2 separate regions of the Homo sapiens genome follow, and region 2 is linked to region 1. Evidence: read pairs that join two places in POLR2A ChIA-PET (ENCODE). Cell type or tissue: PC-9. All regions are shown on one strand. Each heading gives the region's core, and the rest is flanking DNA. Links, peaks and the distances in the headings are about the cores only. Region 1 holds the start of LOC124902899 (a long non-coding RNA gene). Region 2 has its middle 130 kb from the start of KRAS.

The links. ChIA-PET counts read pairs that join two places held together with the same protein. Peaks named below come from ENCODE experiments on the same cell type or tissue, not always from the same donor. Only the 100,000 strongest peaks of a DNase experiment are listed, where the experiment ranks them.
Region 2: POLR2A ChIA-PET joins it to region 1 with 14 read pairs; 23 of 35 experiments call an interaction of 5 or more read pairs at or near these places.

What each region holds. Positions count from the first base shown.
Region 1 is chr12:25,211,461-25,224,717 of GRCh38, reverse strand. All of the region lies in intron 4 of KRAS (KRAS proto-oncogene, GTPase), which reads left to right. LOC124902899 (a long non-coding RNA gene) reads right to left here and starts at 9,167. Exons shown (of 2, transcript XR_007063246.1): 1 at 8,658-9,167; 2 at 4,844-6,292. In PC-9, for the core only: no CTCF peak of the experiment used is centred there; no DNase peak of the experiment used is centred there.
Region 2 is chr12:25,367,803-25,385,054 of GRCh38, reverse strand. No RefSeq gene overlaps it. Among named protein-coding and RNA genes, the nearest start is that of KRAS, 130 kb to the right of the region's middle. RefSeq lists enhancers at 14,942-15,442, 15,443-15,943. In PC-9, for the core only: no CTCF peak of the experiment used is centred there; no DNase peak of the experiment used is centred there.

The DNA.
Region 1 (13,257 bases), core at 5,371-10,370:
ATGTAACTGTACTAATGACTATAAGGCAATTGTTAACACAATGGTAAGTTTTGTGTGTCTAAACCTACACTTGGGCTACCCTAAGTTTATATATTTTTTTAAATTTCTGTTCAATAATAAATTAACCTTACTTTACTGTAACTTTTTAAACTTTTTAATTTTTCCTAACATTTTGACTTTTGTAATACAGCTTAAAACACACATTATACAGCTATACAAATTTTTCTTTCCTTATATCTTTATTCTGTAAGCTTTTTTCCATATTTAAAATTTTTTGTTTGTTTTTACTTATTAAACTTTTTTGTTAAAAACTAAGACATGCATGCACATTAACCTAGGCCTACACAGGGTCAGGACCATCAATATCATTGTCTTCCACTTCCACATCTTGTCCCACTGGAAGATCTTCAGGGGCAGTAACACACGTGGAGCTGTCATCTCCTATAATAACATTGCCTTCTTTTGGAATACCTCCTGAAGGACCTATCCAAGGCTGTTTATAGTTAACTTTTTTTTTTTTTTTTTTTTTTTTTTAGTAAATAGGAGGAGTACACTATAAAATAACAATATAGGTGCTATACCATTATACAACTGACAGTGCAGTAGGTTTGTTTACACCAGCATCACCACAAACACGTGAGCAATGTGTCGTACTACAGTGTTAGGATGGCTATAACATCACTAAGCAATAGGAACTTTTAAACTCCATTATAATCTTATGGGACCACTATCACATATGCAATCTCCTGTGGACCAAAATGTCATTATGTGGTACATGACTGTACTAAGAAATTGATCCATCTATATTCCATCAATTTGTTTAGGGCTTTTTCTGGTTACATTTACCTGTGAGCCCAGAAAACCAGTTTTGTAGAAATTAACTTCTGTAATGCTAGGAGTTAAAAAAAATTGCTGAACAACTTTTACATTGTTAAACATTTAAAAACAAGCGTTCTAGAAGTTTATCAAATTTCATAAAGGTGCAAAAATGTAAATGTAAATCATTATCCAGCTAATATATATGTTGTATTTCCCTAGTAGGAGAGCATATGTACCTCTTCCTAGTTATACAAATTTGATATATAGTAAAGAAACAGTAAATTCTACTTCAAGTCATTTTGGGAGGATTAAAAACTGAATTTCTCTAGTTTGACCATTGTACAGATTTATCTGGCAATTTTACTAAAACCTGATTTATAGGTTAAACTTGGTGTATATCATATATCACTTTACTTTAGAGGAATTAAGATTTCACATAAATCCATTTCCAGGTTCCAAAGACCAGGAAGAGGCTTGGTTTTTGTTTTTCTTTTTACTGTCTTTACAGTCTCCTTGACTTTTCTTAGGAGAGAAGGTACTGAGAAAACATGATTCTAATATTTATTATTTTTTCTTCCAACATTTTCTTATGAAACATTTTCAAATACAAAATTGAGTTTTATTTAAAACATTTGCAAATATACTACCTAGATTCTACCATTGTTGTTTTATATTTGCTTTACTTACAACTTTTAAAAGATGCTTTTTATACCACTGAACATTTTAGCTTACATTTCACAAAGAAAAGAAAAAATTTAAGAGACTTTGCATAATGTTTTAAGGGGTTGCAGTAAAGAAGTGCTTCTTATATTTTCTTATGCATACAAATCAGCTGGGCTTATTAAAATCCAGATTCTAATTCAGAAGGTTTAGGTGGGGACCGAGTCTGCATTTCTAACAAACTCCTAGGTGGTATTTTTCTTGGTACTTGGACCATACTTTGAGTAGAAAAGCAGTAGAGGACATAAAAAGAGTCTTGTTAGTCCCACTTTGTTGCTGTCCACTTCTCATTTGATAATATCCTAAAATAGCTGTGTCTCCTTTTTGGTGGTTGTATGATTACTACCTCAGAAGTACTAATTGATTCTTGCTATTTGACCTTAATACTTTAATATAACACAGCATTCATATTTGATCAGAAAACTATCTGGCTTCCTTTTATAAGAGATTTTTAGGTTTTATACAGTTTTGTGGCCTTGGGTTTTTTTGTTTGATTTGTTTTTTTGAAGGTATATAATATGTAAGTAGATAAACAAATTTGATTTGTAGACATTTTTATGTGGATCATCTAATTAAAAATGGAGGGATACAGTATGAAAGAATACTTGTACTTCTTAACAGAGCACTCAACCTTTCTTTTACATCCTGTTTCACTGATGTTATTATGTAATTTATGTTGCTAAACTATAAATTAGATATTTAATTTCTGTTCTTTGATTTCCTTTTATTATTAAATGGACTTGTTGATTTGCCTAGAAATTAATTTGCCTTTCAAAAGTCTTATTAATCTTCCTCCGTTGAAATTAATTTGATATTTGCATGCTTCTGGAAGACTTTAAAGAGCTATTCCGAGTAACTGTAGAGATTATAAAATGAAATATGGGAATTTTAATAAATTTTACATCTCCAGTTACTGGTGAAAATGTCAAGTCCTCCTTTCTGCAGAGTATTTTGTTACTCATCTGTTATTCAGCTTATTTATTTATTTATTTATTTATTTATTTTTCTTTCTTTCTTGTTTTTTTTTTTTGAGACGGAGTCTTGCTTTGTCGCCCAGGCTGGAGTACAGTGGTGGGATCTTGGCTCACTGCAGGCTCCGCCTCCCGGGTTCACACCATTCTTCTGCCTCAGCCTCCCAAGTAGCTGGGACTACAGGCACCCGCCACCATGCCTTGCTAAATTTTTGTATTTTTAGTAGAGACGGGTTTCACTGTGTTAGCCAGGATGGTCTCGATCTCTTGACCTCGTGATCCACCTGCCTCGGCCTCCCAAAGTGCTGGGATTACAGGCATGAGCCACCGCGCCTGGCCCTTATTTGTTTTTTAAACAAAATTAGTGTGCATATCCTTGTTGTATTTTATCGGCAAGTTGTTTTATGCCCTAACTTTTGGGGTCTTGATCATGAGCCTAAAACACGTAAACACCCAAAAAGAATTATATTCCGGTTAAAGGAACAAAACATTCATTTAGAAGTTCTCATCCATGTAAATCAGAGGCTGGCAAATATTTTCTGTAAAGGGCCAAGATAGTAAATGTTTTAGGCTTTGAGGGCCACAAGTGGTATCTGTTGCATTTTTTTTTAATTATGACCCTTTAAAATGCAAAAATCGTTGTTAGCTTGTGCATAGTATAAAAATAGGCTGGCCGCATGCTGTGGCTCATGCCTGTAATCCCAGAAATGAGGTGGGAAGCCGAGGTGGGCACACCACCTGAGGTCAGGAGTTCGAGGCCAGCCTGGCCAACGTGGTTGAAACCCCGTCTCTACTAAAAATACAAAACTTAGCCAGGCGTGGTGGCGGGTGCCTGTTATCCTGGCTACTCAAGGGGCTGAGGCAGTAGAATTGCTTGAACCTGAGAGGCAGAGGCTGTAGTGAGCCCAGATCAAGCCAGTGCACACCAGCCTGGACGACCGAGCGAGACTCTGTCTCAAAAAAAAAAAAAAAAGGCTGTGGCTGCATTTGGTCCATTGGCTGTAATATGCTGATTCCTAATTCTCTGGGTAACTTTAGTGTTTGATTAGCTACTAGAAGTTAGGTTAAACTTTTGTATTTTACAGGCTAACTTTAATAATCTTAAAGTAAAACTTAACATAGTTCATGGAAAGGAAATAGAAATTTTACCCTAGTACTCTTTTTTTTTTTTTTTTTTTTTTTTGAGGCAGAGTCTCCCTCTGTCACCCAGGCTGGAGTGCAGTGGTGGGATCTTGGCTGATTGCAACCTCCTCCTCCTGGGTTCAAGCAATTCTTGTGCCTCAGCCTCCCGAGCAGCTGGGACTACAGGCACGCACCACCACACCTGACTGATTTTTGTATTTTTAGTAGAGACAGGGTTTCGCCATGTTGGCCAGGCTGGTCTTGAACTCCTGGCATCAAGTGATCCTCCCATCTGAGCCTCCCAGTGTGCTGGGATTACAGACGTGAGTCACTGTGCCTGGTCTCTAGTATTTTTTTTTTTTTTGAGACGGTCTCACTGTTGCCAGGCTGGAGTGCAGTGGCGCGATCCTGGCTCACTGCAACCTCCGCTTCCCGGATTCAAGCGATTTTCCTGCCTCAGCCTCCTGAGTAGCTGGGACTATGGGTGCACACCACCACGCCCAGCTAATTTTTGTATTTTTAGTAGAGACGGGGTTTCACCATGTTGGCCAATATGGTCTCAATCTCTTGACCTCGTGATCTGCCCGTCTCGGCCTCCCAAAGTGCTGGGATTACAGGCGTGAGCCACTGTGCCCAGCTGTACTTTTTAAGATAAGAATTGCAGGGTATATATTTTTACCAACTTAATAACTTATAATTTTAAAAAGCTAATTACTTGGCTAGAATATAATGCGTTACATATTCTTTACACTCAGTTCAGTCCATATCTGAAAGGCAAATAGAATTATTTTCTGCTAGTACATTGTGTAGTCCCTATGTTCCTAGTGTATAAGGACTGTTACCTAGTTCACATTTATCTGGGTTGTTGACAGATTTTCCTGGTCCCTTTGGACAGTGCATGGCCATGTTGGCAAAAGCTGTCAAAATTGAAACATTGACACCATGAGAATTGTGTGTTTTCCAGTCTGCTAAAATCAAAAGTGGGAGGGTTCAGTAAGGTGAATAACAGAAGCAGAGTTTTCGGGGTATCTGTTACTCCTCATTCGGCTTTTCTGCTCTCTGGGGGTCTCAATTTAAATATAATGTGAAAATTAGTTTTACGAACCTAAAAATGTTGAGTGATTCATTTCCTGGTTTTGTTGTTAATTTCTAGATATTTAAATTAATTGTTAGAAGAACCCCGTTAAAGAATGCTTTGCAAAACAACCTCCTTATGTGCTATGTCTCTGTTTAATAGTAGTTGAGTTTGTGTACATGAGATCAATATTTTGAACTATAGCTTTTTATGAGTTAAAAATTGACGGAACAGTTACTGTGCACTTGCTGTGCACCATGGTAGTCTCCCAAGTAGTGGTTTTTCTGCATTTCAATAGTACATGAGATAGGCTGTGGGTGGCAAGGTTTCTTGAGAAAGTGAGGGATGCACAGTTGGGTTTTAGAATACATCTTGTTCCTCCATGCCCTTCCCCACCAAAAGGCTGGTAGTCTTGCATTTGTATATAGTTAGGGTATTTGATGTGTTGCTTCCTTGACAGAGTTTTGCAAGAATTTGCAGATTTAACAGGAACAAAAACTTACTTAAAACAAAATCTCTTAGTAAAAGCATAGTCTAGCAAGATTTAGAATGATACTTTGGCTAACAGTACTTTCTCTATATGGAGTGCTTTGTTTCCATAGCCTCACAAGTATGTTTTCAGATAATAGTTGAGTTGAAAATGTTGTCAATCTCTTGATTTTAAAAAATTTACATATTTAAAGTTGTATACTTTTGTTCCTACGTATTTTCAGTTGTTCTTAAAGTTTAATAAGTGACATTTGAAAATGAGTATATGTGTATAAAAACAAAAGTAGGCTAGGCACGGTGGCTCATGCCTATAATCCTAGCACTTTGGGAGGCTGAGGCAGGCGGATCACAAGGTCAGGAGTTTGAGACCAGCCTGGGCAATATGGTGAAACCCCCCTCTACTAAAAATACAAAAATTAGCTGGGTGTGGTGGTGCATGCCTGTAGTCCCAGCTACTCAGGAGGCTGAGGCAGGAGAATCGCTTGAACCCGGAGGTGGCGGTTGCAGTGAGCCGAGATTGCACCACTGCAGTCCAGCCTGGGCGGCAGAGCGAGACTCCATCTCAAAAAAAAAAAACAAAAAAAGAAAAAGTTAAAAAAAAACAAAAAACCCCCACAAAATGAGTATATGTGGCAACAAGTCCTATTCTCAAAAAAATTATTGTGTGCTAGTTAAGAGCTTAATGAGTAGCCAGTCGGTATTAAATATCTGTTTCAGCTATATTTTATCTTTAAAAATTATCTACAGATTTTGGAATGTGAAAAACTAGTGTTTTGTTTCATAGGTATATACTGTAGGCATTTTAAAAATAAGAGCCAGTGCCAGTGGTTTACAGTGTACACAAGGATAATGTTCTCATGTTCTCTTGATGTCAGTATGACTTTAAAGCATATTATCAAGAAATAACTAAGTCTGAAAAACTGTGGTAAATAACTGGTACTCTAAAACCTAAGTTTCTTATTACTAAAAATAAGAAATGGTAAAAGTCACCCTGTGCTGTTAATTATATGAGCCACTGAGGTCCTGACACTGAATTCTTGGTGGTGGATAATAATCTCTTCTTTTTAATTATTGGCTTCCAATTCTCTCTGCATTGCTGGAAACAAAAATCATATATTTCACTATTGGTGGTGGGGATGCTGTCACTGAAAAAGTAGACACATTCATATTGATTTTAGAAATAAGTTAAAATCAAAATTTGCTTCTGCTAAATTAGTAGAGGACCAATACTGTTTTTCTCCTTCATAGTATGTTTTGGTACTTCTACATTGACATTATAACTTTTTTTTTTTTAAACAGAAATAGAAGTTTACATTCTTAGAAAATTTATGAAAATATGAGCTTTTACCTGGTTTGTGTGTGTGCGTATATATATACACATATTTTTAAATTTCTTACATTGATTTTCAAATTGAAAGAGAACCATTTGTGAAAGTATCTTAACAGAGCTCATGCTTTACATTTTACATGCTACAAAGTTATTTTAGTGCCTTAAATTATTTATGTTGCTTATTAATGAAAATTTTGGATACATAATTTTTTCAAGACAAAGGTAAAAATAATAAACCCTTTCCTTCTGAGGATTAATGATAAATATAAACTTTAAAACGATTAAAAAAATTTTTTTAGAGACAGGGTCTTGCTCTGTTGCCCAGACTGAAGTGCAGTGGTGCAGTCATAGCTCAATGAAGCCTCAAACTCCTGGGCCCAGGCAACCCTCCTGCCTCAGCCTTTTGAGTAGCTGGGACTTCAGGCTCATGCCAACATGCCTAATTTATCTTATTTTTAGTAGAGATGAGGTCTCAAACTCCTGGCATCTCTTGCCCTCTCAAAGTGCTGGTACTACAGGCATTAGTCACCACACCTGACACTTAAAATCTTTTATATACAGGTGTAAGTGGGTATCTAACTTAAAGTGCCAACGAATGTAGTTGAAAGTTTGTAGTTGGCTTAGCTAACTAGTTAACTAAATTGATTCCATTAAAAATAAGATAAGACTGCTCTTAGAATATAATGATTTTTGTTATTCGTTAAATATAAATATATCACTGGATAGTATATGTTAATGACTTGAGATACGCATTTTAACATATAATCACGTTACTTAAATGCCTGCCTTTGAACTGAAACTTAACATTATGAATTTAAATTAAAGTTTGACTTTAGAGGTAAATTTCTGTACTTTACTAAAGCAGTTCTTAATATAATTCTGAGATTTCTAAAAATTAGTGTGCCCTAAAGAATTGAGGTGTGTTTTTCTTAACTACTGTAGGCAGTAGATGTACAGATGACTTCTGCATGCAAAAATTAAGCCCTAGCCATTGGTTTACTTCAACTAATACTTAGTTGCCAATTCTCTGTGTGTGATTGAATTTAAAACTGCAAATGGTACTGGTGATACATTAACTTTTTAGGTGCTAGGTCCACTTTGTTACATTTGGTTCAGTAGAAACATTGATGTTACCAATCTCAGAAAGCTAAAATATGTATGCCAATCCCCAAATTAGGTAATTTATTCTTAATTTTAAGATAAAAGAATAGAATTCCCTTAAAATTAAATGTGGAGTAAAATATACCAGCTTTAAAAAATATTCACCTTTCTGTTAGAAGAATGAACATAATATTACATCTTTTAATTTGCACTATATATAGATTAATATTTCTGTGTATTTCTCTGTGCCCCTACTTTGATGGTATGCTTTTCTGAACAAACTAGCAGCACAGTTAACTAAGCACTTTGCCCCGTTTGATGACTGCCTAATTTTCTAGATTGGAAAATATTAAAAACTTTTATCTCCATATGGCCAATATATGATTGTACCTGTTGTCATAGCTCTCTTATGTTTAAGCAAGAAAAACCCTATTAAGAGTATTTAAATTAGAATGGAAGGCACACAGCCAGTATGATTGAACACTGTTCTAAAAATTATTTTTAAGACTTGTAGTAAGGCCAGGTTTGGTGGCTCATGGCTGTAATCCCAGCCCTTAGGAGGCCAAGGTGGGCGGATCACTTGTGCTCAGGAGTTTGAGACCAGCCCGGGCAACATGGCAAAACCCTGTCTCTACGAAAAATACAAAAATCAGTCAGGTGTGGTGGTGCTTGCCTGTAGTCCCAGCTATTTGAGAGGCTGAGGCAGGGGGATCACCTAGCCTGGGAGGTCGAGGCTGCAGTCATGATCGTGCCATTGCACTCCATCCTGGGCAACCCAGTGAGACCCTGTCTCTAAAACAAAAAAATAAAAAAAGAACTTGTAGTAAGGATACAAAATGCTCCTATTTTGTGTGTGTCCTTTAATTCATGATGTTTTTATATTATGGTAAGCAGCTCTCATTTAAGATTTTAATAATGTAATTAAACATGTACAGAAGACCCAGTCTCAGCTTCACTTGTATACCCTGGAAATAGACTGAAAGGTGTTAAAATTTAAGATAAAACTCAAGGTTCCAGTTTCTTGACTCACCTTTGAGATTCTTTTATGTTTTTGTTGTTTTTTAACAAAGGTTTCACGTCCATATTTTACCATTTTTCTTCTCATTCTCCCCTGGAGGAGGGTGTGGGAATCGATAGTATATAAATCACTTTTTTCCTAAGTCAAAGAAGTAATTTAAAGCTAACTTCAGTTTAGGCTTTAATTCCAGGACTAGCAAACTAAAATGGTTGCATTAATTGACAAACAGATGCTAATACCTGTGTTTAGGCTTGTCATAATCTCTCCTAATTCCTAATTTAAAAATTTTAAAATTTAATTCCATTAGAAAACAAAACTGACTTTTAAGAACAAACCAGGATTCTAGCCCATATTTTAAAACTGCATCCTCAGTTTTATTCAAACAGTCTGATGTCTGTTTAAAAAAAAAAAAATCTCAAGCTCATAATCTCAAACTTCTTGCACATGGCTTTCCCAGTAAATTACTCTTACCAATGCAACAGACTTTAAAGAAGTTGTGTTTTACAATGCAGAGAGTGGAGGATGCTTTTTATACATTGGTGAGAGAGATCCGACAATACAGATTGAAAAAAATCAGCAAAGAAGAAAAGACTCCTGGCTGTGTGAAAATTAAAAAATGCATTATAATGTAATCTGGTAAGTTTAAGTTCAGCACATTAATTTTGGCAGAAAGCAGATGTCTTTTAAAGGTAACAAGGTGGCAACCACTTTAGAACTACTTAGGTGTAGTATTCTAACTTGAAGTATTAAAAGATAAGAAACTTGTTTCCATAATTAGTACATTTATTTTTAATCTAGTGGGAATTAATTATAATTGAGACAATTTTGATGGCTGTAGTAGACTAATCTATATTTGGCATAAAGTCTAATGATTTAATGAGTCTTAAGTAAACTAAATATTTGGAAACTGATATTTACCTTTATTTTTAAGGGAAAAGTTTTGAGATAATCAGCAGCTTTTTTTTTTTTTTTTTTTTTTTTAGTAGGGAGAAAAAGATATGAGCTATAGTAGACAGCAGTAATATTGAATGGCCCAGAAGGTGGGAAAAAGCCACTCTTAAATGTATTTTTTCTTTTGGATATTTTACAAGCAAATAATAACTTCTGCCTAAGTTCGCCATCTCAGTGGCATCAGCAGCACAGCACTTTCTTATCCCAGTGAGAAACCTGGGAATTTTAGGATGACTCCTACCGCCCTCTTTTCCCCCTGGTTTGGAAGTATCCACAAATTCCTGTGACGTTACATTCTGTGTCTTTTATGTCATCATTAGTTCAGGCCCCTATCATTTCTTGTTGGACTGTTAGAACCTCCTATTTGGTTTACCAGTTGCTGCCATCATTCATTGTGAAACCGGAGAGATACACTTTAAAGAAATGTCATTTTTGGCCGGGCGCGGTGGCTCACGCCTGTAATCCCAGCACTTTGGGAGGCCTAGGCGGGTGATCACCTGAGGTCAGGAGTTCAAGACCAGCCTGGCTAACATGGTGAAACCCTATTTCTACTAAAAATACAAAAAATTAGCCGGGCGTGGTGGCACGTGCCTGTAATCCCAGCTACTTGGGAGGCTGAGGCAGGAGAATTGCTTGAACCTGGGAGGCAGAGGTTGCAGTGAGCTGAGAATGCACCATTGCACTCCAGCTTGAGCAACAAGAGCGAAACTCTGTCTCAAAAAAAAAAAAAAAAAGTCATTTTAGCTATAGAATAAAATCTCATGTTCCACATGTGTTGCAGATAGTCCTTACTACCTTCCCACCACTCCAGCTCTTTTTTGGTCTTATATCTAAAAACGTCATCTTGCCTGAATTTCTTTTGTTCTTCTATAAATAAATACCATGTTATTTCCTACCTTCCCTTGAGTCTTGGCTCTTGTTTGGAATGCCAGTATTTTTATCCCTAGTCTTACTAATTAGCTAACACTCTCATGATTCCCCAGTCTCCTACTCTCTAAAAACCTTTCTTTAAACCCTTAGACTAGGCATGGAGCCCTTCCTGTGTATTCCCAGAATACTATTCTTAACTATTATATGCTTCCCATGTTATGTTGAAATAACTAACCTCTTCTGTTTCATTCCTATATTACTTGACAGCAAAATCTTAGCCAGAATTACATATTTTTAATCTTTGCACACCCATTGCCTAGTAAGGTTCCTGGGACATAGTAACTACCCAGTAAATATTTATTGCGTGGAATTCTCATTTTCGTTTCTAAACCCGTATTAAACTCTGTCTTGCTCAGAAAATACTTCACTAGGTATCATAAAGTTCATGGCAGAGCTTAAGCTTTGGATGCATATTGTTTGTAATATATCATGTTCTTAAGAATAGGCAATAAAATTACAGTTTTCAAAAACTACTACATTTATTATATTTATTACAAGTTGGTGTTCTTTATTACATGAATTTTAGGTATTTCCCAAAAGTATAAAATATACATTTGAATAGTAGACTCAATCCCAAAAGATACTACGTGGTGTACTAATCTACTAAACTCAGAAACAAAGCATGACTGGCATTAATTTTTGTTGAAATTTATGAACTCTGAATGTTTTTGAATATCATTCTGTAAAGCAATATTTTGCAATTAAAGCAATTTTGCATGTTAAATTTTACCACAACCTCTAAAATATTGCAAATTTAACAATACAGTTTGAAAAGTTACACATTTTAAATAACAGTACCATGACCAGATTTAGGTGGTGGTTTTAATTTTTTATTTTCTCCTCCTATTGTCTCACCATTAGATGATTTTAAAAATAGAATTGTTTAGAGTAAAATAAGTGTTATGCTCTAATTTATATTTAAAATGAAGGTTTAAGCACGTACTATTCTAAAATTTCTAATTTGTGCAAATTATGTTTTATACAGTGACTGTAGGTGAATGTCACAATTGTTTGATGTGACGAATCCTTGTTTTTCAGTACACGTGGAAGTAATTCATATAAAAGAGAAGTATACTTGGTAATTAAAAATTTAAAATTAAATACAATTTAAAAAAAAATTTATTTGACAAGCTGGCTGTGGTGTGTGTGCCTGTAGTATCAGCTGCTTGGGAGCCTGAGGCAGGAGGATTGCCTGACCCCAGGAGTTTGAGGTTGAAGGGAGCTATGATGGTGCCATGGCACTGTAGCCTAGGCAACAGAAAGAGACTCCATCTCTTAAAAAAAGTAAAAATAAAAAAATTTTGGCACAGGGACAGTGGCTCACACTTATAATGCCAGAACTTTAGGAGTCCACAGCGCGAGGACTGCTTGAGGCCAGGAGTTTAAGACCAGACTGGGCAACGTAATGAGACCCCACCTTTAGGAAATAAATACATAAATAAAAATTTGACAATGATAAACATATATAAATTAGCTTTTCTTAGTCCTGAAAAAGATAATGTTATGTGTATGTGTGAGAATGATTAGTTCTCATATGAGAAAAAAAGAATTCATTGCTCTGTGTAGGTTGTGACATTTCCTTCACGATTGAAATTAATTAATTTTTTTTTATTACTTATTTATTTTTAAAATAGAGACAGGTTCTTGCTGTGTTGCCCAGGCTGGTCTCAAACTCCTGGCCTCAAGCAGTTCTCCTGCCTCAGCCTCCCAAATTGCTGTGACTGTAGGTGTGAGCCACTGCACTGGGCCAAAATTACTTAATTTTAACAAGATGATGTAGAGAGGAGAGTTCATTGCAACATAAGCCTAGAATCTTTGTCAGAATCTTAGGAAGTAATGTTTTCAAATTCTGTGTTTTCACCATAAAATGTGTCTTCTCTGTGTCCATCACATGGTTTTTCATTGTTTTCTGCTTTACCATTTTAGTACCATTGGCATTTTTCTTCATTGTAAAAGTAGTAGAAATGGAGTAGATTACATAAGGATGTGATCAGAGGGAATTTATTCATTCAGGGTAAGGGAGTTAGATCCTCTTTTAAGATTCTATCACATTCTAAGGGTTTATGATTCTAAACTGTCAAGTAAATTGTCAAGTGCTGGCAAGCTACAGAATAATTTTTATTGTATCATTGGAAATTTTCCCCTCTATATGTGTTAAAGAGTTTAGCCTGAAGGGATACATACACATACATATATGTAATCAAACCTTGATGGTATTGTATTGCTGATAAATTATTTCTTACCACTTTTCCTTTCTCCTGTGGGAGAAACAAAAGCATATGTTTGTGTAGTATCAGTAATGATATTAGAGAGTGGGAAACATCAGTGAGTGCAGTTTGGGGACTTTATTGGAGACTTTCACTAGTGCTCAAATAAATAATGCTGGTTTTTATCCTACTGTTTGCTTAATGTGGACTAGCCTCTTATTCCCATTCTATGTTTACCTCTCTTAAAATATTGGTCACGCTTTCTTGAATTATAGATCTATTAGGAAAATTCATGAACTGTAGCTAATTTTCATTGTTCATGCTCCAGATTTATTTTGAAATATCGTTAATCTTAGTAGTACAGTAAAGGAGAAATACCACTTAACATTTTTTGTTTTTTTTTCTTTGAGACAGAGTCATGCTCTGTCACCCAGTCTGGAGTGCAGTGGTGCTATCTCGGCTCACTGCAATGCACTTCGCCTCTCCGGGTTCAGCAATTCTCCTGCCTCAGCCTCCTGAGTAGC
Region 2 (17,252 bases), core at 7,284-12,283, 160 kb before region 1:
CTTGAGGTTTTGTCGCTGCTGTTAAAAATCCCTTAGGGACAAACGTGAAACAGAATGTTGTGATTTAGTACCAATGACCTCTTGGAACACGTTCAAGAGTTTGACACTAGCTTCACCTGCTCCGTCGTTCCCTCACTCCTACATTCAGGGTCATTAGAAGGTAACCTTAGTAACCAGTTCTAGGGTCCTGCCCCACTCCACCCCTAGGCAAAGCTTAACACACACGAAGGTGACGATAATAGCTAATGATTATGGACTGTTACGCTCTAGGCAGCATGCTGCCTGCTTTGTCAGTCATTATCACATTTAATTCTCATAGTAGCTGGTTGAAGCCAGTACTGTTACCCCACTTTACAGATAAGCAAACAGACTCTGAGGATCCGTGTGTCCACCAGCTGAGAGAAGGTGAGCCCAGGCAGTCTGACTCCAAAGCCTCTTAACTTCTCGCATTATCACAGTGGGGAGAGGTCTGGGTGGGGACCTTCCAGGCTCACCTCATACCAGGAAGGCAAAGACTTTCATTCAATCCTGCTATCCTGTCAACTTCGATAAACCTAGTCCCGGTTAAACACGGAAGGTGTCAGGTGACATGTTTTTTTGTGTGTCCTCATGTAAGAGATACTTTTTAGGAAAACCCAAGATACTTAAGCTCATTTTCTCATTGCCTCGTGTTTGCAACAGTATCCTATAATAAAGTCGCTTAATGATTAATCTTTGTATAAGCACTTTACTCCTAGTTCAGGCCATTGGGTAATGGCAGATTCTTTTCTCCTCATTAAACCTACAGGGAAACTAAAGAACTGAGTGATTTGGCCGGGTGTGGTGGCTCACGCCTGTAATCCCAGAGCTTTGGGAGGCCAACGCGGGTGGATCATCTTAGCCCAGGAATTCCAGACCAGCGCGGGAAACCTAACAAAACTACGTCTCTATAAAAAATACAAAAATGAGCCAGGTGTGGTGGTGCGTGCCTGTAGTCCCAGCTCCTTGGGGGGCTTAGGAGGGAGAATCACTTCAGCCCTGGAGGTTGAGGCTACAGTAAGCCAAGATGGCACCCCTGCACTCCAGTCGGGACAACAAAGTGAGACCTTGTCTCAAACTAAATAAATGAAAATAAGAACTGAGTGATTTATCATGTAAATTAGGAGTGAGGTTATGTTCAGAATTAGCTGATAACCTAAATCAAGGCCAGATAAATCTCTTTGCTTTCCCCTTTGGTTGCCTTATCCTCTGATCATTAGCATCTAGACAAGAAAGAGCCAGGGAAGGGAAACTGCCAGTGGTTTGGAAGTATTGCCTGTGAGTAATGTCCGGGAAGGGAAATTCAAATGAGGAAACGTTTAAGGGGAGGGGGCTGTACCTGTTTGTGCAACGACAATTGTCTATAATAAAAATGATTGATTTGGAAGCTAAGTACCTGATACTAGCTCTGCCCCATCCCAGCTGGATGGCCTTAGATAAGCTATGGAGTCTGAGACCCAGTTCCTCCTCTGTAAGGTGGAAGTTAACCTGCCACCCATCTGCTGTTAGCCTTACTCCTGACATTTTCCTCTGCTGCCTTGTGGCCCAGGCTGGAGTGCAGCGGTGCAATCATGGCTTACTGCAGCCTTGATCTCCCAAGCTCAGGCAATCCTCCCAACTCAGCCTCCCAAATAGCTGATGCTACAGATGCACACCCCTATGCCTGGATAATTTTTGTATTTTTTGTGAAAATGGGGACTTGCTATGTTGCCCAAGCTGGTCACTCAAGTGATCCTCCTTTCTCAGCCTCCCAAAGTGCTGGGATTACAGGAGTGAGCCACTGTGCCTGGCCTCCTCTAGTCCCTTAAATGCTAGTGTTTCTCAGTGTTCCCCCCTAAATCCAGTCTCTTATCACTCAACACACTCTCCTTGAGTGATTTTGCCCGTTCATGCCCCTGTAACCACTTGCAGCTTCTCTTTCTTGCTCACGCCTCTTTCCTGAGCTCTAGACCTCTGTATCTGACTGTATATAGAACATTCCCTCTTGGATACCTCAAACTTAAATGTTTCAAGCTGAAATGCTCATTATCTGTCTCCCAGCTATCTCTGATAAGAATCTACCCCACCTATTTATGTCCCCACCCAGCTGTTCAAGTAAAAGCCTGGCTATCACTCCTCTTTGCCTTACCCAGCCCATGAAATTAACGGCCAACTGCTAAACACGGGTTGGGCCGTCAGCTGCCTTCTGTCTACTAAAATCCCAGCAGCTGTATCTCCTCTATCTTTCCCCTTCAGTGGCTCTCATTGCCCTCAGAATGAAGCTTGGCATGGGTTACAAAGCTCCTCAAAATTGGGCCATACCTGAGTCTCCCACTGCTCATCTTGCTTGCATGCCACGCTTCAGCCTCTCTTAATGCTTTCAGTTCTCTAAAGATGCCAAATCCTGCTGTTGTTTCTCTGAGCTTTAGCATAGGCTAGTCCTACAATGAATGCTGTCATCCCATCTCATCCCGTCCTCATGCCCCTTCTTCTCTGACTAAACAGCTGCAACTACTCTTTCATTTCTTACTCTATGTCACTTCCTCCAGAAAGCTGTCCCTGACCCCACCCAGCTCCACTGGAGGTGCTCCTACAGCTTGGTCAAAACACTTCCCGTCACAGCACCTGTGCACTGTGTTCTAAGCGTCTTTTAACTTTTCTGAATCTGTGTCCTTATTCCTATGGAAGGGGGATACAGCAGAGTCATTGGGGATACTTTGTCAATCTGCACCCAAAACCTCATCCACTCCTCCCCATTCCCAGTCTGCCATGAGTGTGTACTGAGCACAGGGTGCCCCTGGTTCTCATCCTGTGCTGCACCCCTCCAGTGTGTCACGGTGGGAGAAAGGCTGAGAGCCACTGCCCTAGACTGGCAGCTCCACAGGAAAGACATTGCAGCTGTCCTGTCACCACCATTTCCCCCATGCCTGGCACAGGGCAAGGTGTATGGTTGTAGGCACTCAGGAAGAACCTGTTTGATTGATTGGGGTTGAGAGAATTAGAAAAAAATGTGCACATTGAGTTCTCAGGACGTAAAAGACATTGGGTAAATCTGGATTGTCTTTCCCACCACTTGCTAAAATGGAGCTTAGGAGTTACCATTTGATGCTTTGTGCCTGTCATCCTTGTCACCCTTCATCCTCCAAGTGAAAGGGAAAGATGTTTAGAGTGGGTTCCTAGACATGCCGCATCATTATCGCTTATTGTTTTAAGACATCTTATGAAACCTAGGCCTAAGTTTTTATTGCCACTCTGTTGTTAGTAAGCAAACTGCCTCCATTTATTTTCTCTGTTGATCTGCTTATTGGTTGTGTTTTGTTTGTTTTTGTTTTTTGTTGTTTTTTGTTTTTGAGACAGGGTCTCACTCTGTCACCCAGGCTGGAGTGCAGTGCTGCTATCTTGGCTCACTGCAACCTCCGCCTCCCGGACTCAGGTGATCCTCCCACCTCAGCCTCCCGAATAGCTGGGACCGTAGGCATACACCACCATGCCCTGCTGATTTTTTGGCGGGGCTCTTTTGTAGAGACAGGATTTCGCCACATTGCCCAGGCTGGTCACAAACACCTGGACTCAAGTGATCCATCTGCCTCAGCCTCCCAAAGTGCTGGGATTACAGCTGTGAGCCACTGCACCCAGCCTGGTTGTTTTTTAAGGAGGAACATGGCTCCCAAAATTCTTTTTTGAGGGAAGCTACCTTCAGAAAAGAAACTTTATTCATAATGTCTTTGAAGAAGTAGGACTGAAACTCGGGAGAGTCAAGGCTGGGGATATAAAGGTGTATATTGGGACCTAATGAGACCCATGGCACTTCTGAGTCTTGGCAGGGCTCCACTGGTAAGTGGGTGACTGCAAGGCAGGCATTCGTGGCCTAGGATAGTCCTGCCCAAAAGAAAACAAGATACAGCCAGATTTGGAGTCAGGGCTAGATTTGAGTTTAGCAGTGTGGCCTCGACCAATAGCACAGCCTCTCTGGGTCCTTCCTTGGCTTCATTCTTGGTAAACTGGAATTTGTTTTGTCCTACCTACCTACAATATACCCCATGGATTATCACAATAAAAACAGTTTGTAAGATATAAAGTAGTGTATAAATATTGAGTATTATTAATATGCAATGTAACTGTAAAGTGGTCAGTTATGTACTGAAAGTCAACACACATTTATTGAGCATCATATGGTTAGGTGATAGGACACAAAAGATGAATGAAGATGAAAAGAAATGTATATTTATTGATCCTGCCGACTTGTGTTCCAAGTGCTTTACAGTCTTTATCTCTTTTAATGTTGCCCAGACTGCCTTCAAGAGGCTGATGCTCAGAAGGATGACACAGGTACCTATTAAAATTCATATAAAGCCAACTATGATAAATGCCAAAATTGTCAAGGCTTAACGAGTCCTTAATAAGTCCTGATTATTTTACCTCGGAAATTTCTCTGATTTGACCCTTCTCTCTTACCCTGTAGCCACTGCCCTAATCTTCTGTGTTTTTAAGCTTTCTTCGACCATGAGGCATGGTAAGAAATACATTTTACATTGTGACACAAGAAATGCATTTTGCAGTTCAAATTTTAATAAAGTCACTTTTATATGCGATGTGAACAATTCGCAAAATGCAACTAAGAGAGGGAATCTACTCAAGATTTAAATACAACAATTAACTCTCCATTTTTTTTTGTCATTTATTTTCCAGGTAATAAACCCTACATTGCACTTTATGGTTTCAACCCTGTCGTACTTTGTGTCCAACATGATGGTACCTATGTTGAATGAGGGAGCAATTAATCTGCGAGACTCTCAGAGGTGAGGGTGAAGGTGGAGAAGGTATAAAGAAATAATGCCATTGATACTTGGCTATGGAAGAATAAAGTAGGATTAACAGACCTATCCGGAGGGGAAGGGCATGTCAAGTGGAGGGAACAGCAGTGGTGAAAAGATGGAGATAGGAGAGTTAGCAAGTGGGGGGAAAGTTCATGGAAGTGAGGTGTAGTGGAGAGTGAGGGCACTGGGTAGAGATAAGGGTGAAATATTACAGTGGGGCTGGTTGTGGAGGACCCTAGATATCATGCTATGAAATATGGATTTTGGCCAGGCGTGATGGCTCACACATGTAATCCCAGCACTTTGGGAGGCCGAGGCGGGTGGATCACTTGAGGTCAAGAGTTGAAGACCAGCCTAGCCAACATGGCGAAACCCCATCTCTACTAAAAATACAAAAAATTAGTCGGGTATGGTGGCACATGCCTGTAGTCCCAGCTACTTAGGAGGCTGTGGCAGGAGAATCACTTGAACCTGGGACGTGGAGTTTGCAGTGAGCCGAGATTGCACTACTGAACTCCAGCCTGGGCAACAGAGTGAGACTCTGTCTCAAAAAAAAAAAAAAAAAAAAAGAAAAGAAAAGAAAAAAGAAAGAAAGAAAAGAAATATGGATTTTACTTTACAGGTAATAATGAGTCAGGCTCCAAGGACATTTTTTTTTTCTAAGAAAAAAGTGACAGGGTTAGAGCTGTCTTTTTTCAGAAAGGTAGCTGCACAGAAGCCAGACTGGAGACAAAGAGACAAGATGGGAAGTAACTGTAACTTAGACAAGTGATCACGAGAGCCTAGAACAGGGGTTTTTCAAACTGTGGTTCACAACCCGTTAGTGAATCCTGAAATGATTTTAGTGGGTCACAACCAAAAAATGTTGTTTCATCCATCTCCCATTTTATGTATTCATAATTACAGGTTATGCATAAACTTTCTGGGCAGTTTAAATTTTTAATAAACTCTCCTCTATGATAGATTTAACTATTTAAAATGAAGAAAGTGAGCTTACTTAAAATTTAGCATGTTTAACTACAGAAACGTTAACTTTCAACATAGACACTGTCATTTTGGATAAAAAGTATGACAAGATTGAAACCATGAAGTATAATGTTAAAATGAGGAAAACATGGATAGTTAATTGTTGGATTTAAATCTTGAGTAGATTCCCTCTTGGCTACATTTTACAAAATTGTGTTTTATATAAAAGTGACTTTATTAAAAATCTGAACTTCAGAATTATGAACCCCGAAAATTTGAGACAGGTCTCAAATAATTTAGAAAGTTTATTTTGGCAAGGTTGAAGACGCACCCATGACACAGCCTCAGGAGGTCCTGACAACATGTACCCAAGGTGGTCAGGGCACAGCTTGGTTTGATGCATTTTAGGAAGACATGAGACATCAATCAATGTATGTAAGAAGTACATTGGGTCAGTCTGGAAAGGCAGGACAACTTGAAGCAAAGGCAGGAGGACTGGAAGTGGGGAGAGAGCTTCCAGGTCACAGATAGGTGATACACAAACAGTTACATTCTTTTGAGGTTCTGATTAGCCTTCCCAAAGGAGGCAATTAGATATGCATCTATCTCAGTGAGCAAAGGGGTGACTTTGAATAGAATGAGAGGCAGGTTTGCCCTAAGTAGTTTCCAGCTTGAGTTCTCCATAGTGATTTTGGAGGCCTAAGATATTTTGCTTTCACAGAATCCTCCCCTCCCCTCCTACCCTACCCTACACTTCCCTTCCCTTCCCTTCTCTCTTTTTTGTCTCGCTCTGTTGCCCAGGCTGGGAGTGCAGTGGCGCCATCTCGGCTTACTACTACCTCTGCCTCCCGGGTTCAAGCAATTCTCGTGCCTCAGCCTCCCAAGTACCTGGGATTACAGGTGCCAGCCACCACGCCTGTCTAATTTTTGTATTTTTAGTAGAGACTGGGTTTTGCCATGTTGGCCAGGCTGGTCTTGGACTACTGACCTCAAGTGATCCGCCCGCCTCGCCTCCCAACGTGCTGGAATTAGAGGCGTGAGCCACCACATCCAGCCCAGAATGCATTTCTTGTGTCACAATGCAAAATGTATTTCTTACCGTGGGTCATGGTTGAAGAAAGCTTAAAAACACAGACTTAGAAGATTAGGGTAGTGGCTATGGAGTGAGAGAGAAAGGGTCAAGATATCAGAGAAATTTCTGAGGTAAAATAGTGAGGACTTATTGACAATTGGATGTGGGGGTAAAGGAGAAGGAAATTAAGGATGACTCACTGGTTTCTAATTTGGGCTGCCAGGGCACATGGGGATATGGCTCAGTTCATTTCCACCAGTATCTCTTGATAGAAAGTATGGAAGCATAGACAAATGAGGAGGGCATTTTTGGAGCTCTTGAGGCACTCCACATAAGTGAAAAAGACTTGTAAACAGGGTATCTTAATAAAACATGGTAACTGCAGTCATAGAAGTATGCATGAGCCCAGAGGCAGCCCAGCGTGGGTGTTCAGAGAAGCTTTCCAGAGAAGACATTCTTTCTGAGATGCGTTTTGAAGGAGAGTTAAAGTCAGCCAGAAGTAGATAGGTAAGAAGGAAACTGACAAGACCAGCGAGAAGGAAGAGCAGGATGTTTATATGAGTCGCTGTGTGTATGCACATAATGTGAGTGGGTGTGTGAGCCAGTGTTGTAAGCAATGTGCTGTTACTAGAACCTTGAGAAGCAAGAGAGGAAGCTGGCTAGGGTAGAGATGGGTTGTAAAAAGCCTTGTCCTTCATGCTAAGGAGCTTAGCTCTTGTGTAAGATATAAAGAGTTACGGGGGTGAGGGGGTGCAGGGAAGGGGAGGGTTATTTGGGGGGGGTTTTGTGGGGTTTGCTTTTTTTGGTTTTTTTTTTTGAGACAGAGTCTTGTTCTGTCGCCCAGGCTGGAGTGCAGTGGTGTGATCTCAGCTCACTGCAACCTCTTTCTCCTAAGCTCAAGCAATCCTCCCATCTCAGCCTCCCAGCTAGCTGGGACTACATGTGCACACCACCCCGCCTGGCTAATTTTTGTATTTTTTGTAGAGACAGGTTTTTGCCATGTTGCTCAGGCTGGTCTCCAACTCCTGGGCTCAAGCAGTTTGCCCGCCTAGTCCTCCCACAGTACTGAGATTACAGGCGTGAGCAACCACACCAAGCCTGGAGGGGTTTTCAATGAGGTTAATAGTGACAAGGGCAAAATAAGGTGACTATTTTTCTTTTTTTCATGTTATAGTCCTCTTTTAAAAAATTATTATTTTAGATTCAGATGGTACATGTGCAGGTTTGTTACATGGGTATATTGTGTGATGCTGAAGTTTGGGCTTCTAATTATCCCATCACCCAAGTAGTGAACATAGTATCCGATAGGTAGTTTTTCAATCCTTGCCCCTTTCCCTCCCTTCCCTCTTTGGAATCTCCAATGTTTATTGCTCCCATCTTTGTGTCCATGTGTACCCAATGTTTAGCTCCCACTTATAAGTGAGAACATGCAGTGTTTGGTTTTCTGTTCCTGTGTCAATTCATTTAGGATAATGGTGACCAGCTGCATCCGTGTTGCTGCAAAGGACATGATTTCCTTTTTTTTTTTTTTTTTTTTTTTTTGTGGTTGCATGGAGTAAGTCTTTAAGGGGAATTAGACTGAAGGTCAAAAGATTGGAAATGGAGAAGTTAGTCTAGGTATGAGTTGCTGGACTGTACTAGGGCAGCAAAAAAAGGTGAAGAGAAATATAGAGAGCTACAGATTGACAAGGCTTGGTTACTAACTGAATATGGAGAACTCTTATCAGTCAGTGTCTGCTCAGGAAAACAGAACCCATGCCAGCAAGTTTAATAGTAAAAAGTTAATTATGGAGAACTTGTTTGAAAAGACATTAGAAAAACTGAAAAGGCGGATAGAAAACAGGAAACTTATAAGGAATAAGGCAGAGCAGGGCTACTACCCCAAAGCTGGAGGGACCAAAGGGACAGGTGGTATTACCGGAGTCCAGGAGCTATGGCTGCCTGGAGGCAGCTGGACCAGAAAAGAGAGGCAGTCACTATGGGAGAAGCACCCTGAAACAAAGAAAGGGAAGATACAGGCTGGTTTTCCTCCTCCTGCTGTCCCGTTATCTTCAGTTGCCCAAATCTAACTAGAAGCCAGTTGGGAAGGGAGCCTGGGAAATGTGACTTTTTGCAAAAAGAGCAAAGCAAGGGAAGGTGAGAAAATAGAAATGAGCATAAATAGGCAAATAAATACGGAATGAGGATAAAGAGGTAGATTAATTCCTCCCTGAAATTTGCTTAGATCAAGGTTGGAGGATAGTGTCAGAACCTGGGATTAGGAAATCAGGAAGAGGATGGGAAGACAGATAAGAAAAACATATAATCTGAATTACTGACTTTTTAAAGTCCCCCTTATTGTAGCATTGTTACGTATATACTTAAGATTATAGGTAGGCCGGGCGCAGATGCTCACGCCTGTAATCCTACCACTTTGGAAGCCTGAGCGGGTGGATTACCTGAGGTCAGGAGTTTAGACCAGCCTGGCCAACATGATGAAACCCTGTCTCTACTAAAAATACAAAAATTAGCTGGAAATCACTTGAACCCAGGACACGGAGGTTGTTGTAGTGAGTCAAGCTCGTGCCACTGCACTCCAGCCTGGGCAACAGAGCAAGACTCCATCTCAAAAAAAAAAAAATTTTTTTTTAAATTTTAAAAGAATAATTTTAATAAATATTTAGAATGGTTTTGTAGAGTCTGTTAACATGGTGGGAGAGGAAATTCAATGTTTTGAAATGCACAGTTCTTCCCCTGCAAAATTTATCCTCCCCCTAGGACTTGTTTGTAACGTTCATGTTTGCAATCTGTAGAAAAACTGGAGGAATTTGCAGGGCGTGGTGGCTCATGCCTGTAATCCCAGCTCTCAGGGAGGCAAGAGGCGGGAGGATAGCTTGAGCCCAGGAGTTCGAGACCTGCCTGGGCAATATAGCGAGACCCCGTTCTCCAGAAAAAGGAAAAAAAAAAAACAAAAACAAGAAAAACAGGAGGAATTTATTGAATCTTTACTAAGTGCCACCCACTGTATCATTAAACAGCCTTTGTAACAACAGATGACACACACTATCTCATTTAATCCATATAATAGTTTTATGAGGTAGGGACTATTTCCCGTTACTATGTTACAGATGAGGAAACTGATACCTAGTGAGGTTTAGTGTCCCTCTTCCCCTTCCCACCTAAACCTTACAGCAGTTAAATGTTGGCTAGTGCCAGAGCATTCGGCTGTCTGATTCAATGCCCAGGCCCTTCTCCCCTGTACTGTAAATGTCTTACAAACTCCAAAGTGTGTCAATCCAAATAATTAAAACGGTGATACTGTAATTGTACCTATATACATCAGTTTCCTATGAACTAGTGAATGTTTTAGTGAATGTTCTCACTTCTTGTTCACCGTAGAGTTTAATAATTGTGCTTTTGTTTCCCAATCTGCAAAATGGGAGTGCAGCAGTCAAGAACTCCTATGGTGGCAAGGGACCAGAAAGCTAAGTCAACATGGCTTATGCATCAAAAGAAGCTTATTGCTGGGCGCAGTGACTCAGGCCTGTAATCCCAACACTTTGGGAGGACGAGGTGGGAGGATTGCTTTGAGCTCAGGAGTTCCAGACCAGCTTGGGCAATATGGCCAGGTATTGTATTTTTTTCTCTACAAATAATACAAAAAAAATTACCCGGGCGTGGTGGCACACACCTGTAATCCCAGATATTCAGGTGGCTGAGGTATGAGAATTGCTTGAACCTGGGAGGCAGAGGTTGCAGTGAGCCAAGATTGCGCCACTGCACTCCAGCCAGGGTGACAGAGTGAGACACTGTCTCAAAACAAACAAACAAACAACGACAACAACAACAAAACCCAGCAGCTTATTGACTCACTTAAGCTAAAAACTCCAAGTGTTGGTTAGTCTTTCACCATTGTTAGATATGGCTCAAGTGACACTATCGGGATTATTTTTCACTCTCCGTGTATTAGCTCTGCTCTGCCTCGGCCTCATTCTCTTGCAGGCTCTCTCCTGGTGGCCAAAAAATAAAGATAAAAGGTGGCCTTCCAAGTTTACATGTCCTTGTTATCTGGTGGCCTCAGAAAGAGAGATGCCATCTATTTCCCAGCATCCCTGTCAACCTCCAAGGTCCAGTTTGGTTGCATGGCCCCCTCCAGACTAACCACTGTGTCGAGGAAATGGGACTCTCTTGATGTTCAGGCCTGTACTGGGGAAGGCAGAGCTGTTTGGTTGACAGTTCTATTAGAACCCCATGATGCTGGGGAGGGAAGCAGTTGCCCAGAGCAAGGCTTAAAGGGCAGTAACCAAGTCACAGATTTCCACACTACAGGGAATATCTGAAACTCATTCTTCTGCTTATCCAAACAGAATTCTGGAAGTGTTCAAGACCACTGCATAATTGTGCATTCTACTCTTCATTTGACTAAGAAGACATTTCCTTGCACTTCTTTTTTTAATAGCGCTTCTACTTGGAATTCTATGCCTCTTTCTTCAGGAGGCAAAGTTAAAGCATCAGAGTAACATATACTTTCGGAAAACATTCAGAGCCTCTCTAGCAACACCACATTTGTACTCCCTCCTGTCTTCCCTCCAAACTCCTCCCACACCTTCCCTCAAGAAATCTGAATTGTGATTCTGTAGAAAACCACTGGGTCTCATTTCTGATATATGTGGTCAGCAGGGTGTCCCAAGATCTAAGGTGTTGTTCTGACAATCAGTCATTCTATTTTTTTTTCTTTTGGCAACTGAAGACCCTCATTTAATTATTGAAATATTTTAGGAGGTTTTCAAAAGAATCAGTGAGTGCCATTTGAAAACTGCCTTCTGCTCTTTTGCCCTCTCTAATCCCATGCTAGCCTGGTTTATTTTAGAAGCCAGCCTGATGACCAAGATTATTCTTTAAAACACTGAGACTGGCAAGGCAGATGCTTCACAGAAAGTGGACAAGGACTCAGCCGGGGCCAGTTGTTTGTTTGTTTCCCGTTGGCATGCAGTCCAGCTTTAAAGAGTGTTACTACTGGAGTTTTAAATCTGCCAGTACATGTTAAGTATATCCTATACAATTTTTCATGAAACTTGCTTCAACTTGCCAGTACAGCTAGCTGGATGCCTATGCAAATGACCTATTCTGCTTCTGAAAATGTCTGCAATTAGTACAGCATGCTGGTCTTCCATGAATTGTTTTCTGTGTTATTAATAATAAGGGGACTATTCCTTCCTATATTGAAATATGTTAATATTTGTTCAGCAATCCACAAATACAATGTTTCTATCATTCAGCTGGAGTCCTATTTTTCTGGTGTTTTCACATTGTGGAGATTCTCTCTGCTGGTCTGGCTAGCTATTTTGGAAACAAAAGGTAGATCCAATTCTTACTTAAGTGTTGTTACAAGCCTTATGCTCCTATTTATTTAATTCTGTGCTGTTACTGTCTGGGTGGTTAGGACTTCTACGTGTAATTTTTTTTTTTTTTTTTTTTTTGAGACAGAGTCTTGCTCTGTCACCCAGGCTGGAGTGCAATGGCGCCATCTCAGCTCACTGCAACCTCCACCTCCCAGGTTCAAACTGTTGTCCTGCCTCAGCCTCCCAAGTACCTGGAACTACAGGTGTGCACCACCATGCCCAGATAATTTTTGTATTTTTAGTAGAGACGAGGTTTTGCCATGTTGGCCAGGCTGGTCTCGAACTCGTGACCTCAGTTGATCCACTTGCCTTGGCCTCCCAAAGTGCTAGGATTACAAGCCTGAGGCACCGTGCCTGGCCTTCTAAGTGTAATTTGCCTATTTTATTTTTATAGCCAAGAACACTGTTACATATTAAAACCATTTAGCTTAGCCTTCTTAGGGCTAAGTAAAACTAGTTCCCATACCCATTTCATGCCCAGTGTTCTTTCATCATTCTTTGTGCTATGTTCTGTATCCTTTCTAGTTTCTCCACATTCTTTTAAAAATATGAAACCTCAGACTGGATGTGAGTTTCTAATATGGGCTTGACCAACCTTACATATACTGGGAAAATTACTTCATGGTTTTTGTGTGTCATATTTCAGTTAATATACTGGAGCACCATGTCAGCTCTTTTTAAATAGCAGTTCTACATTGCTGACACATTCATGATGACTTAAGCTGGGCACCTAGATGATACTATAAAGCTGGCTTTCAACTATTTTAAGTTAAAGCATTATGAAAGTTGTTATGGTGGCTATAACTACCATTCCAGGAAAATCTCCTTCAAATAGATCATTGTCCTCATATTTTACATTTTGGTTATTTTTTTCCTTCTGAAAGTTCAAAGTCCTTAGCAGTAAGTTGTCTAGCCCCAATTAATTATATGGTTTCAAAATAAAATTTTACACTTATATCCTGTAATTTTAGACTGCCAAGCAAAACTTCTCAGGGAGGGCTCTCCTTTTAATCCAGTATTCTCAAACACTTTTCCCACTTCTTTTAGGGGCTCCTGCTTTTTAATTCTTGGACACCTAAGAACAAGCACCGCAGGCTTTACTTAAGACTTCTCATAACTAAATAAAATTAGTAGGTTTTCATATAATTAGCATATCTTAAAGTTTCTATTCAAAAATGCTATTTTTCATGTGTTTAATCACGTATTTCCTTCCCTCCCACTTCTATTTAATCATACCTAATATTATATAGTTTTAAAATGTTTTTGAGATGGGGTCTGGTTCTGTTGCCCAGGCTGGAGTTCAGTGGCACAGTCTTGGCTCACTGCAACCTCCGCCTCAGGGACTCAAGGGATTCTCCCACCTCAGCCTCCTGAGTAGCTGGGACTACAGGTGCCCACCACCATACCGGACTAATATTTTTTTAGTTTTCATAGAGATGGGATTTCACCATGTTTCTCAGGCTAGCCTCGAACTCCTGAGCTCAAGTGATCCGCCTGCCTCAGCCTCCCAAAGTGCTGGGATTACAGGTGTGAGCCACTGCACCCAGCCTAATATCTTTTTTTTTTTTTTTTTGAGACGGAGTCTTGCTCTGTCACCCAGGCTGAAGTGCAGTGGCATGATCTTAATTTACTGAAACCTCTGCCTCCCAGATTCAAGCAATTCTCCTGCCTCAGTCTCTTGAGTAGCCGAGATTACAGGCGCCCTCCACCACCCCTGGCTGATTCTTCTATTTTTAGTAGAGACGGGTTTTACCATATTGGCCAGGCTGGTCTTGAACTCCTGACCTCAAGTGATCCACCTGCCTTGGCCTCCCAAAGTGCTGGGATTACAGGTGTGAGCCACCATGCCCAGCCCTATCATATTTAAATAGTACTATTTAATCGGCTGGGCACAGTGGCTCACGCCTCTAATTCCAGAATTTTGGAAGGCCAAGGCGGGCGGATCACAAGGTCAGGAGTTCGAGACCAGTCTGGCCAACATAGTGGAACCCTGTTTCTACTAAAAATACAAAAATTAGCCGGGTGTGATGGTATGCGCCTGTAATCCCAGCTACTCAGGAGGCTGTGGCAGGAGAATCACGTGAACCCAGGAGGCGGAGTTTGTAGTGAGCCAAGATCATGCCATTGTACTCTAGCCTGGGTGACAACGCGAGACTCCGTCTCAAAAAAAAAAAAAAAAAAAAAAGTACTATTTAATTATACCTCCTATCACTTTTATTTATTTATTTGGTAAACACAGAGTTTCCACAGCTCACTATATTGCCCAGGCTGGTCACAAACTCCTGGTCTCAAGTGATCCTCCTGTGTCCGGAATTGGTGGGTTCTTGGTCTCACTGACTTCAAGAATGAAGCCACGGACCCTTGCGGTGAGTGTTACAGTTCTTAAAGGTGGCGTGTCCGGAGTTTGTTCCTTCTGATGTTCGGATGTGTTCGGAGTTTCTTCTGGTGGGTTCGTGGTCTTGCCGGCTCAGGAGTGAACCTGCAGACCTTTGCGGTGAGTGTTACAGCTCATAAAGGCAGTGTGGACCCATAGAGTGAACAGCAGCAAGATTTATTGCGATGAGCGAAAGAACAAAGCTTCCACAGTCTGGAAGGGGACCAGAGCGGGTTGCTACTGCTGGCTGGGGCAGCCTGCTTTTATTCTCTTATCTGGCCCCACCCACATCCTGCTGATTGGTAGAGCCCAGAGGTCTGTTTTGACAGGGTGCTGATTGGTGTGTTTACAATCCCTGAGCCAGACACAAAGGTTCTCCACGTCCCCACCAGATTAGCTAGATACAGAGTGTCAACACAAAGGTTCTCCAAGGCCCCACCAGAGTAGCTAGATACAGAGTGTCAATTGGTGCATTCACAAACCCTGAGCTAGACCACAGGGTGCTGATTGGTGTGTTTACAAACCTTGAGCTAGATACAGAGTGCCGATTGGTGTATTTACAATCCCTGAGCTAGACATAAAGGTTCTCCACCTCCCCACCAGACTCAGGAGCCCAGCTGGAGCCCAGCTGGCTTCACCCAGTGGATCCCGCACAGGGGCTGCAGGTGGAGCTGCCTGCCAGTCTTGTGCCGTGCGCCCACACTCCTCAGGCGTTGTGTGGTCGATGGGACTGGGCGCCGTGGAGCAGGGGGCGGCGCTCATCGCGTAGGCTCAGACCGCACAGTAGCCCACGGAGGGGGTGGGAGGCTCAGGCATGGTGGGCTGCAGGTCCCAAGCCCTGCCCTGCAGGAAGGCAGCTAAGGCCCAGAGAGAAATGAGTGCAGTGCCGGTAGGCTGGCACTGCTGGGGGACCCAGTACACCCCCCGCAGCCGCTGGCCCGGGTGCTAAGCCCCTCATTGCCCGGGGCCAGCAGGGCCGGCCGCCTGCTCCGAGTGCGGGGCCCGCCAAGCCCACGCCAACCCGGAACTCCAGCTGGCCCGCAAGCGCCGCGTGCAGCTCCGGTTCCTGCTCTCCGTTCACACTTCCCTGCAAGCTGAGGGAGCCGGCTCCGGCCTTGGCCAGCCCAGAAAGGGGCTCCCACAGTGCAGCGGTGGGCTGAAGGGCTCCTCAAGTGCCGCCAAAGTGGGAGCCCAGGCAGAGGAGGCACCGAGAGCGAGCGAGGGCTGTGAGGACTGCCAGCACGCTGTCACCTCTACTCCTACCTCAGCCTTCCAAAGCACTGGGATTGTAAGCATGAGCCGCTATGCCCAGCCATACCGCACATTACTATTAAATAATAGTGCTAAATTTATGAAGATATCATAAATTTATAAGTCCTGGTCAATATGGTAATATTCTATCTGCATGTAGTATTTGACCTTCTCTTTGGAGTTCATTAGATTACAAATAGACAGAGAGTGTCCATCTAAATTTACAATGTAAATCCATTTTTTTTAGCTAGGCTCATGAGTCATTTTGATTACTGTATTGATTGACAGTATTGTGCCTCCATCCATTTAATTTTTCTTTAGAGAGGCCTGTAATCCATTTCATTTCTGAAATGGTCAGGGTTCATTTGCAAAGAATAAAATCTACTGAAGCTAGTTTAAGCAGGAAAGGATTTATTATGGGGTATTAACTGGCTTAAGAACCATTGAAATACTGAGGAAACAGACTGGAGGTGGAGCTTTAAGGACAACTCACAAAGCTATGCCACAGAACTGGACCACCAAGGTAGCTATTGCCTCTTCTCCAGTCAGGAAGCTGCAGGTTCTAGAATTACATTACCACTGCCACCATACCTACTGCCATACCTACTGGCTTCAGAACTGCTTCATACTTATCATAATCCATACCAGCAAAACCCATGCCCTACCTCTTGCCGTTTTTAACCATGAAGCTAATGACTAGACAGTGAGGGTGCTCTACTAATGCTGTCACAGAAAGCCCAACACCTCCACAACTGTGCTTGACAGACAAGGTAACAGAAGCAAGGTTTGCTCTCACATGAATGTTTCACACTGGCTGAATCCAAATAAATTTTGAGACCCAGCTGCAAGGAGTCTGGGAGACCTTCCAGTTTCTGCAGAATAGGCAGGCACATTGGAAAGATGATGGAAAGGGTATTAAACACCAGTCTACAAAAATCATCACAACCACAATCAAATGTTATCTTAAATTCATTGGAATTTAAATGAGTATGCCTCCAAGCCTTGTAGTGATAAATGGAAATACTTTTACTTTTGTCATCTTTGTTTCATTTTTTTAAAAATAAAATTACTATCTCTTTCAATGGCAAGTTATAAATCAATTTTGTTATTAATTAGGGTTGAATCCCTTCCTTACAACTCTTAATGCAAATATACCTCCAATGATATTTTTATATAGGATTAAATATTACAACAGCTCTCTGTGATGAGCATTAATGAATCAATTATGTTCTCATATAATAATATATGAGCATCTGCTACACATATTACATCTAAGTAGACACAGTAGAGATTGAAAAAAATAGACACATAGCACATTGCTATTTTCCTCAAGCAACTCACATTAAAATGGGAAACAAATACACATGGAAAGATGTGCCTTCTAATTCAAAAAA